2 separate regions of the Homo sapiens genome follow, and region 2 is linked to region 1. Evidence: read pairs that join two places in POLR2A ChIA-PET (ENCODE). Cell type or tissue: A673. All regions are shown on one strand.

Region 1 (4,000 bases):
TCCTCCCGAGCACTAAGTGCCCTTTCTCCATCCCGCATCCAACCACTTCATGCTCTCTTTCTTGAAAACCCTGAGTTCTGTCTCTCCAAAAGTGCTCCCCTTAACCCTGCATCTCTAATTGCAGTATCTTCCTCTCCTCCCACCCACTCCCGTACTGAGATGCTTAATCACCTGCAGTCTAATTTCCCTAATATCTCCCATGAACCTCTCCTCAATCCTGAAGTTATTCATAGAAATTCTAACATCTCCTCACTAATCCTTCCATATCGGTGCGTGCCCCCTGTACCTACTCCTTCACCCTTATTTCTCCTCCCCCCACCTATTCACCGCACTAAGAGACATAACCTCCAACTGTCGTATATTCTGTTACTTCCTCCCAAGCGGCGCTCCGCTCCCCCCATCCCTACACATCAGCTCAGAGGAACACTCCCAGGGGAGGACTGGCAGGTAGACTTCACCCACTTGCCTCCCGTCAAGAGGACAAAATTTCTTCTTACTCTTATAGACACCTTCTCTGAGCGGGTAGAAGCATTTCTGACCTCTTCAGAAAAGGCCGCAGTAGTCGCCCAAATTCTTATAGCAGATATCATCCCTAGATTTGATCTCCCTTGCTCCATACAATCAGACAATGGCCCTAGCTTCATCTCCCAAATCACCCAACAGGTTTATCAGTCCCTCAGCGTCCAGTGGCGCCTCCATATCCCATACTGAACCCAGTCATCAGGAAAAGTTGAAAGGGCAAATGGCATCCTTAAAACTCAGTTAACCAAACTCACTCTTGAAGTCCAGAAACCCTGGACCTCCCTTCTGCCCATAGCCCTAGCCCGCACCAGAGCCAGCCCAAAAGCACCCTCCTTCCTCAGTCCATTTGAGTTAACGTATGGACGCCCTTTCCTCTTACAAAACAGGCCCCCTTCTAACTCTCAGCTAGGAGAATACCTCCCAACACTCTCTCTCATCCACCATCTTCTCCACGAACAAGCCGACCAGGCCCTCCCAAAACCCCATGAAGCCTCCACGACCAGACTCTCCTTCTAGGAGAACATGTCTTCTTAAAAACTCTTAACCCAACCAGCCCCAGGTCTAAGTGGGAAGGCCCTTTCCAAGTCATCCTCACAATCCCCACCGCAGCCAAACTCTCAGGACATGCTTCTTGGTACCAACTTTCTAGATTAAAAAGGGCTCCTACGACTAGTCTGCCTACAAGTGACCCACCCGCCGCCTTCCGCCGATTCTCCAGTTCCCTCCTTGGCCCAACTAAACTCTGCCTCATGCCCGTCCCTAAAGGAGACCCTTAAACAATACCCAGACTCCTCCTTCTCCTCCTGACAATCCCAAGTACATTCCTGATTTCTCTCAAATGCCCTGTTCCTGCCTACCTTGCCACTTCACCCTCTTCATCCTCTCCGTTTGCCAAGACATCTCCTGGTTTCAGCCCCAAATTCCCACTCTCGACTCTCTTTTAGAGTGGATAGATGACCTCCCCTTTCAAGGCACCCTGTGTGACTTTTCCCCAGATGAAACACACTTATTTACTTTCCTACTTACTCTTTGCCTATCTACCGCTCCTAATCCCTTGGCTGCCCCACGTAGCCACACCTCCCCTTTCCAATAGTACCCAGCTACCTCTACAAGACCCTTAGCTTAACTCCCTCCCCACTAAACCAGCCCAACCCCATCCTAGCAGAAGACTGCTGGCTCTTTATCTCCCTATCAACTACCACCTATGTTGCCACCCCCATTCCCTCAAAAGACTGAGTTCTTACTAAGTTAAACTGTCACCCCCGTTATGAAGGAAAAAGCCCCTTACAACTTTTAGACATGCAGTCATTGGCTAAATTTTCTATCATAGATACGACAGAAAACACTCTGACACGGCGCATAGTACAACTTTTACGCTCCTATATCTCCAGCCTTACCCAATATACAAGTAATGACAAGCCCATTCACGGCCCTGTGGCCGCCGGCACCGGTCTGACTTTCCAAGCCCCTGTGTGTATCCAATGCAACCTGCCCTCAGGTCTGACTTTAGGTCACCTACTGTCCCATCAATGTAACCATACCTTACAGCTTCAAGCCCCAAATGACCACCAAAATTTTAAGGTCACCCAAACGGCCCAATTTAAACAACTCATCCACTTTTCAGGACCCCTAAAAGTCACCACCAGCTCTTTACTAAACAATCAAGATTTTGTAATGGCAGACATACAGGCTGTATGGCCATTCACCCATGGGCCTCTTGCAGCACAGCTCCCCTCCCTGCCAAATGCCTCCTTATACCCTCTTTCAATTACTCTTCCAAATGGCTCCTGGTAGACACAAAACGATTCTTGCTCCAGTGGGAGAATAAAACACGAGGAGCCTCTCCAATTATCCCTGCAACTCCTTTTCAGCCACTCACTGGAGCCGCCTTAGCAAGCACCCTAGGCAGGTGGGAGGATGAAAACAATAAACTCACGTGCTTTTTCAATATACATAACCAGTTCTCTCTGCCCAGCCAAGGTACATTTTTCTTGTGTGGAACCTCAACCTATGTCTGCTTCCCTACCAATTGGACTGGCACCTGCACCCTAGTCTTCTTAAGCCCCAAAATTGACATTGCCCCTGGAAATCAGAGTTTACCAATCCCTATTAAAGCTCAAGTCCGTCAACGCAGAGCCGTACAGCTAACACCCCTGCTTATAGGACTAGGAATTACCACCGCAACAGGAACAAGGATAGCAGGCTTGTCTGTTGGGAGAAAAGCTGAGTGTTGGGAGAGGAGCTGAGGCAGGGTTTGCATGTCTGACATAATGTAAAAGAGTCTTGGAACATGCCCAGGGTCCAGGGTCTAAAACCCCCGTGGCCTGGGCAGGCGCGGTGGCTCATGCCTGTAATCCCAGCACTTTGGGAGGCCGAGGCGAGTGGATCACTAGGTTGGGAGATTGAGACCATCCTGGCTAACATGGTGAAACCCCATCTCTACTAAAAATACAAAAAATTAGCCTGGCGTGGTGGCGGTCGCCTGTAGTCCCAGCTACTTGGGAGGCTGAGGCAGGAGAATGATGTGAACCTGGGAGGCAGAGCTTGCAGTGAGCCGGGATCTCGGCATTACACTCTAGCCTGGGCAACAGAGTGAGACTCCGTCTCAAAAACAAACAAAAAAACCCTCCTGGCCTTTGGAGTGTGTCTAGACTTGCTGGCTCCTTGCTTCTAGCACTCCCATTATCTCAAGTAGCCATATGTTTCAAAGAAAATGCTAAACCGGCACAGCTGCAGCTCAGTCACTTGATACAGTGCTTCCTTTCAACCCCCACATCCTCACCACCTGTTTCTTTGTTTGATCACCAATAAATAATGTGGGCTCCCAGAGCTGGGGGCCTTCACAGCCTCCATACTACAGTTGGCCCCCTGGTCCCACTTTCTCTTTTGTCTTTTCTTATTCCTTCAACTCCACTGGACCTCGTAGCCCCCACGGCCTGGTGTTGGGCCTGATCACCCCAACCCTTGTCCACCTCTCTGTCCTACTATCACGGTCTCTCAAAAGATCTCTTGGACAGCCTGTAAGACAGCTGAATCCATCCTTACTCTCCAATCCCAAATAGACTTTTTTTTTTTTTTTGAGACGGAAACTCGTTCTGTTGCCCAAGCTGGAGTGCGGTGGCGCGAGCTGGGCTCCCTGCAAGCTCCGCCTCCCAGATTCAGGCTATTCTCCTGCCTCAGCCTCCCAAGTAGCTGGGACCACAGGCACCGCCCACCACCATGTCCAGCTAATTTTTTTGTATTTTTAGTAGACATGGGGCTTCACCATATTAGCCAGGATGGTCTTGATCTCCTGACCTCATGATCAGCCCGCCTCTGCCTCCCAAAGTGCTGGGATCACAGGCATGAGCTACCGTGCCCGGCCCCAGATAGACTCTTTAGCAGTAGCGTCACTTCAAAACTGTTGAGGTTTAGATCTCCTCACTGCCGAAAAAGGTGGACTGCGCATCTTCTTAGGAGAAGAGTGCTGTTTCTATAC
Region 2 (4,000 bases), 530 kb after region 1:
CAGCCCAAAGAAAGGAGTCCTTCAAACGAACGAGGGAGCCTGGAAGTGGATCCTTTCCTACCAGAGGTTTCCAAGGTGAGCCCAGTCCCGGCAAGAACCTCGACTGCAGCTCAGGGGTCCCAAAACAGCAGACCCAGCCCTGCTCTGCCCCAATGCCTGACCCACAAGAACCAGGAGATCTCACTCTGGGCAGTTGGAAGCTGCAGGGTTTGTGATGAGCTGTTACAGCAGCATTGATAATGAGTATGGCTGCCAATATCCAGCCGTCCACCCACATCTCTGGCTGCCACCCTTGGGCTGAGCCACTGCTGTCTTTCACCTGAACCCCTGGGTCCCCTCCCAGTGGCTCCCCCCACCGCCTCCTGAACCCTCTCAGCTCTGCACGCCTTCCTCCACCTGGCTGGCTGCTGGTTGGGGGCTTCTATTTCCAAAGTGAATCTGGTCCCATGCTCTTTCCTCCCACTCCTAGGCACTGCCCCCTCAGGCCCCTATGCTCTGCCGCCTGGCCCTTGACCCAGGCCCCCGCCTTCCCAGCACGCTGAGCTCACACTGTCTGCGGATGCTTGCGCTTGCGGCTCCTCTCCTACTGGCTGCGCCCTTGCTGCAGTGCTTCTCAGCGCCATGAGCCCCGACTGTGGGGCTCAGGGGTCCCTGCTGCTCCCCGGCCGACACCACGCCCTTGCTGCCTGCACACGGGTCTGTGGTGCCCCAGTTCCCTCTCTGGGGGGGGTGTGTTCCAGGAGGGCAGTGGTTCTGTGGGTCTCACTCACTGCTGCACCCCCATGCCTGGAACAGGGCTTGGCTTCTGGAAGGACAAATGACCCCTGATCCAAAATCACGTGGTCCCACACCCACAGGCAAAGGGATGGTCTGGGCTCAAAACAGCCCCGCCCATCCACAGCAACCCATGAAGTTGTTGGGAAACCTGACACTTAGCCAAGTGGCTGATTGGCTTTGTTTTTCCCACTCTTTTTCCCCAGAACAGTGACCTCCCGTCACCAGGAAGCCGGCTTCCTCGGAAGAAATCAAAGTAAGGGAGGGGATTCCCAAACAACCTCTGTCCCTGGGGTCAAGGCAGCACAGGTCTAGGTCCCCCTAATAACGGAGGTCTCCTCTGAGTGAGCGATGTGAGCACATGTGTAGACCTGCTGGTAAAATGGGACCAGCCTGGAATACCAGCACTTCGGGAGGCCGAGGCAGGAGGATTGCTTGAGCACAGGAGTTTGAGACCAGCCTGGGCAACACAGAGACATTTGTTTTGTAGAGACCCAGTCTCTACAAAAAAATTAAAAAATAAAAAAATTAGCTGGGCGTGGTGATGCATGTCTGTAATCCCAGCTACTCGGGAGGCTGAGGTGGGAGGATTGCTTGAGCCTGGGAGATTGAGGCTGCAGAGTGCTATGATCGTGTCACTGCACTCCAGCCTGGGTGATGGAGCAAGATCCTGTTTCAAGTAAACCAAAATGAAAACCAAAAACAAGGACAGAAGATGCAGAGAAGATCCAGCACTATGCTAACCTCAGAGGAAGTGGTGGGGCTTGGTGACGATCCCCTGGAGTTTTATTCTTAAAGACCCTCATTTGGGCCAGGCATGGTGGATCACACCTGTAATCCCAGAACTTTGGGAGGCTGAGGTGGGTGGATCACGAGGTCAGGAGATCGAGACCATCCTGGCTAACACAGTGAAACCCCGTCTCTACTAAAAAATACAAAAAAAATTAGCTGGGTGTGATGGCGGGCGCCTGTAGTCCCAGCTACTTGGGAGGGTGAGGCAGGAGAATGGCGTGAACCCGGGAGACGGAGCTTGCAGTGAGCCGAGTTCGCGCCACTGCACTCCAGCCTGGGTGACAGAGCGAGACCCCGCCTCAAAAAAAAAAAAAAAAAAAAGACCCTCATTCAGGCCAGGCACGATGGATCATGCCTGTAATCCCAGAACTTTGGGAGGCCAAGGCTGGTTACCTGGCTTTGGGGTGATTGAATCCCTGCAGCACTGGGGGGCTGGAGGGGCCTCAAAGGCAGCCTCTCTTTGAGCCCATTAGCAGCTCACGCATTTTGCTCTTAGATGACTCAGAGGCAGGAAATCAAATCATCTCACTAAAGTCGTTAAAAAACTGTCGTTAAACTCCTAAAGATGCTGTGCTTTCGATCGGAGGACAGTGCATTTCTTCTTGCATGGAACACTGGCTGAGCCCTGCTGCTGTGGGAGGCTCCCCTACAAGCAATGGAGTTCCTGCCCCCAGGCTCCCCTGAGTAGCTGAGGGACGTGGACAGGAAACCAGGGCTTCAGAGTGGAGGGTTCTGCTGAGAGCAGAGTCATCACCACAGCCCGTCCCCAGGGAGCCCTCCCATGGATGCTGCATAAGCAAACACGGCCCACGGGAGGCAGGATGTCCTCACACAGCCTTGCAGAAGGGGATGGGGGCTGGGATGCCTGTGCCTTTAACAGGGCATGTAGCCCACCCCACACTTCACTCTCTCTTGGGTCTAGGTGCTGAGCTAACTTCCAGAATTCCGGAATCACAAACTCAACTTGGGTTGGAAAACAGTGCAGGGACTGAGTCACTGGCTCCATGAACATAGGGTGGGGGTCCAAGAATCTGCATTTCCCACAAGTTCCAGGTAACGCTGATGCTGCAGGCCCAGGGACCATGCTTTGAAGACCCCTGGCCTAGAGGCGAGGTTGAGGGCCAGGAGTCTAAGCAGGCCAGAGCCAGCCTGCTGCCTATTTTTGTAAATAAAGTTTCATTAGAACACCTCCATGCCTGTTTACGAATCCTCTCAGGCTGCTTCTGGGCTCCAAGGGCAGGGCTGAGGAGCTGCAACAGAGACTGGCTGGCTGGCAAAGCCTAAATTATTTACTATCTGGTCCTTTACAGAAAGAGTCTATGGGCACCTGCTCTACGGCATCCTCTCTCCCAGGTTCAGGGGACACCTCGCTGCTCCTCCCTTCCCACCCCACCCTCAGCTGCCACTGCTGCTTCCCAGACCCCTGAGAAAACACAAGCAATCAGAAGCCACCTTCCACACACAGCGACACGATCTGTGCTCAAAGCCACCTGCCTTCCCTCCTGTGGCTACCCAGTGAACCGGCCCCACAGTGTCCATGGTCACATGGCTGTCCCCAGCCCCACACCCACTCAAGGGCATCCCAAGCCCATTCCTCCTTCTTCAGGACGCACTGCCAGCTGCACCCAATAAGTTATTATTTCTCTCATCTCCAAAGAAAACAAAAAACACAGTTTCTTTTTTCTTTTTTTGAGACAGAGTCTCACTCTGTCACCCAGGCTGGAGTACAGTGGCACAATCTCAGCTCACTGCAACCTCCGCCTCCTGGGTTCAAGCGATTCTCATGCCCCAGCCTCCCAAATAGCTGGGATTACAGACGTGCACCACCATGCCTGGCTAAGTTTTGTATTTTTAGTAGAGACGGAGTTTCACCATGTTGGCCAGGCTGGTCTCCAACTCCCGGCCTCAAGTGATCCGCCCGCCTCGGCCTCCCTAAATGCTGGGATTACAGATGTGAGCCACCTCACTCGGCCTAAAAAAGCAGTTTCTTAGACCCACTTTCTTCTCCACTGTTTCTTGCCTTCCATTTGAGAAAATTCCTCAAAAAGTTTTCCTTCACTTATCTGCGATTCCTCTTCTTCTTCCGGCTTATAAACCAACTCCAATCAGCCTCTGCCCTCACCACTCCGTGGAAACTGCACTTGCCAAGGTTGCGGTGACCTCTTCGTTGCTAGGTCCAGCGGTGCCCATCGTATCGGGGTGACAGAGGTGCTGCCTGCGGCTTCCCCAGCTCCCAGGACTCCACGCTCCCCTCTCATCCCTCCAGCCACTCCTTCTCAGTCTCCTGGGCTTCTTCCTGCTCATCGCTGTCCTCCAGTGGCTGCCCTTGCTCAGCTCTTGAATATATTCTTTTCCATCCCCACAAAGCCCCTCAGATTTCCACCCATCTCGTGGCTCTGAACCCCGTCCCCATGCTGCAGACCCCACCCCCTCT

Evidence for each region. Peaks named below come from ENCODE experiments on the same cell type or tissue, not always from the same donor. Only the 100,000 strongest peaks of a DNase experiment are listed, where the experiment ranks them.
Region 2: POLR2A ChIA-PET joins it to region 1 with 6 read pairs; 2 of 35 experiments call an interaction of 5 or more read pairs at or near these places.

Annotation. Positions count from the first base shown.
Region 1 is chr1:6,561,316-6,565,315 of GRCh38, reverse strand. The region is part of intron 1 of TAS1R1 (taste 1 receptor member 1); the gene reads right to left. Among named protein-coding and RNA genes, the nearest start is that of TAS1R1, 8.0 kb to the right of the region's middle. In A673, no CTCF peak of the experiment used is centred here; no DNase peak of the experiment used is centred here; H3K27me3 peaks cover 2,172 bases.
Region 2 is chr1:6,035,760-6,039,759 of GRCh38, reverse strand. It overlaps a transcript of KCNAB2 not described here. Among named protein-coding and RNA genes, the nearest start is that of KCNAB2, 8.1 kb to the left of the region's middle. In A673, CTCF peaks have their summits at 3,676 and 3,886 (motif pointing left); a DNase peak (open chromatin) is centred at 2,259.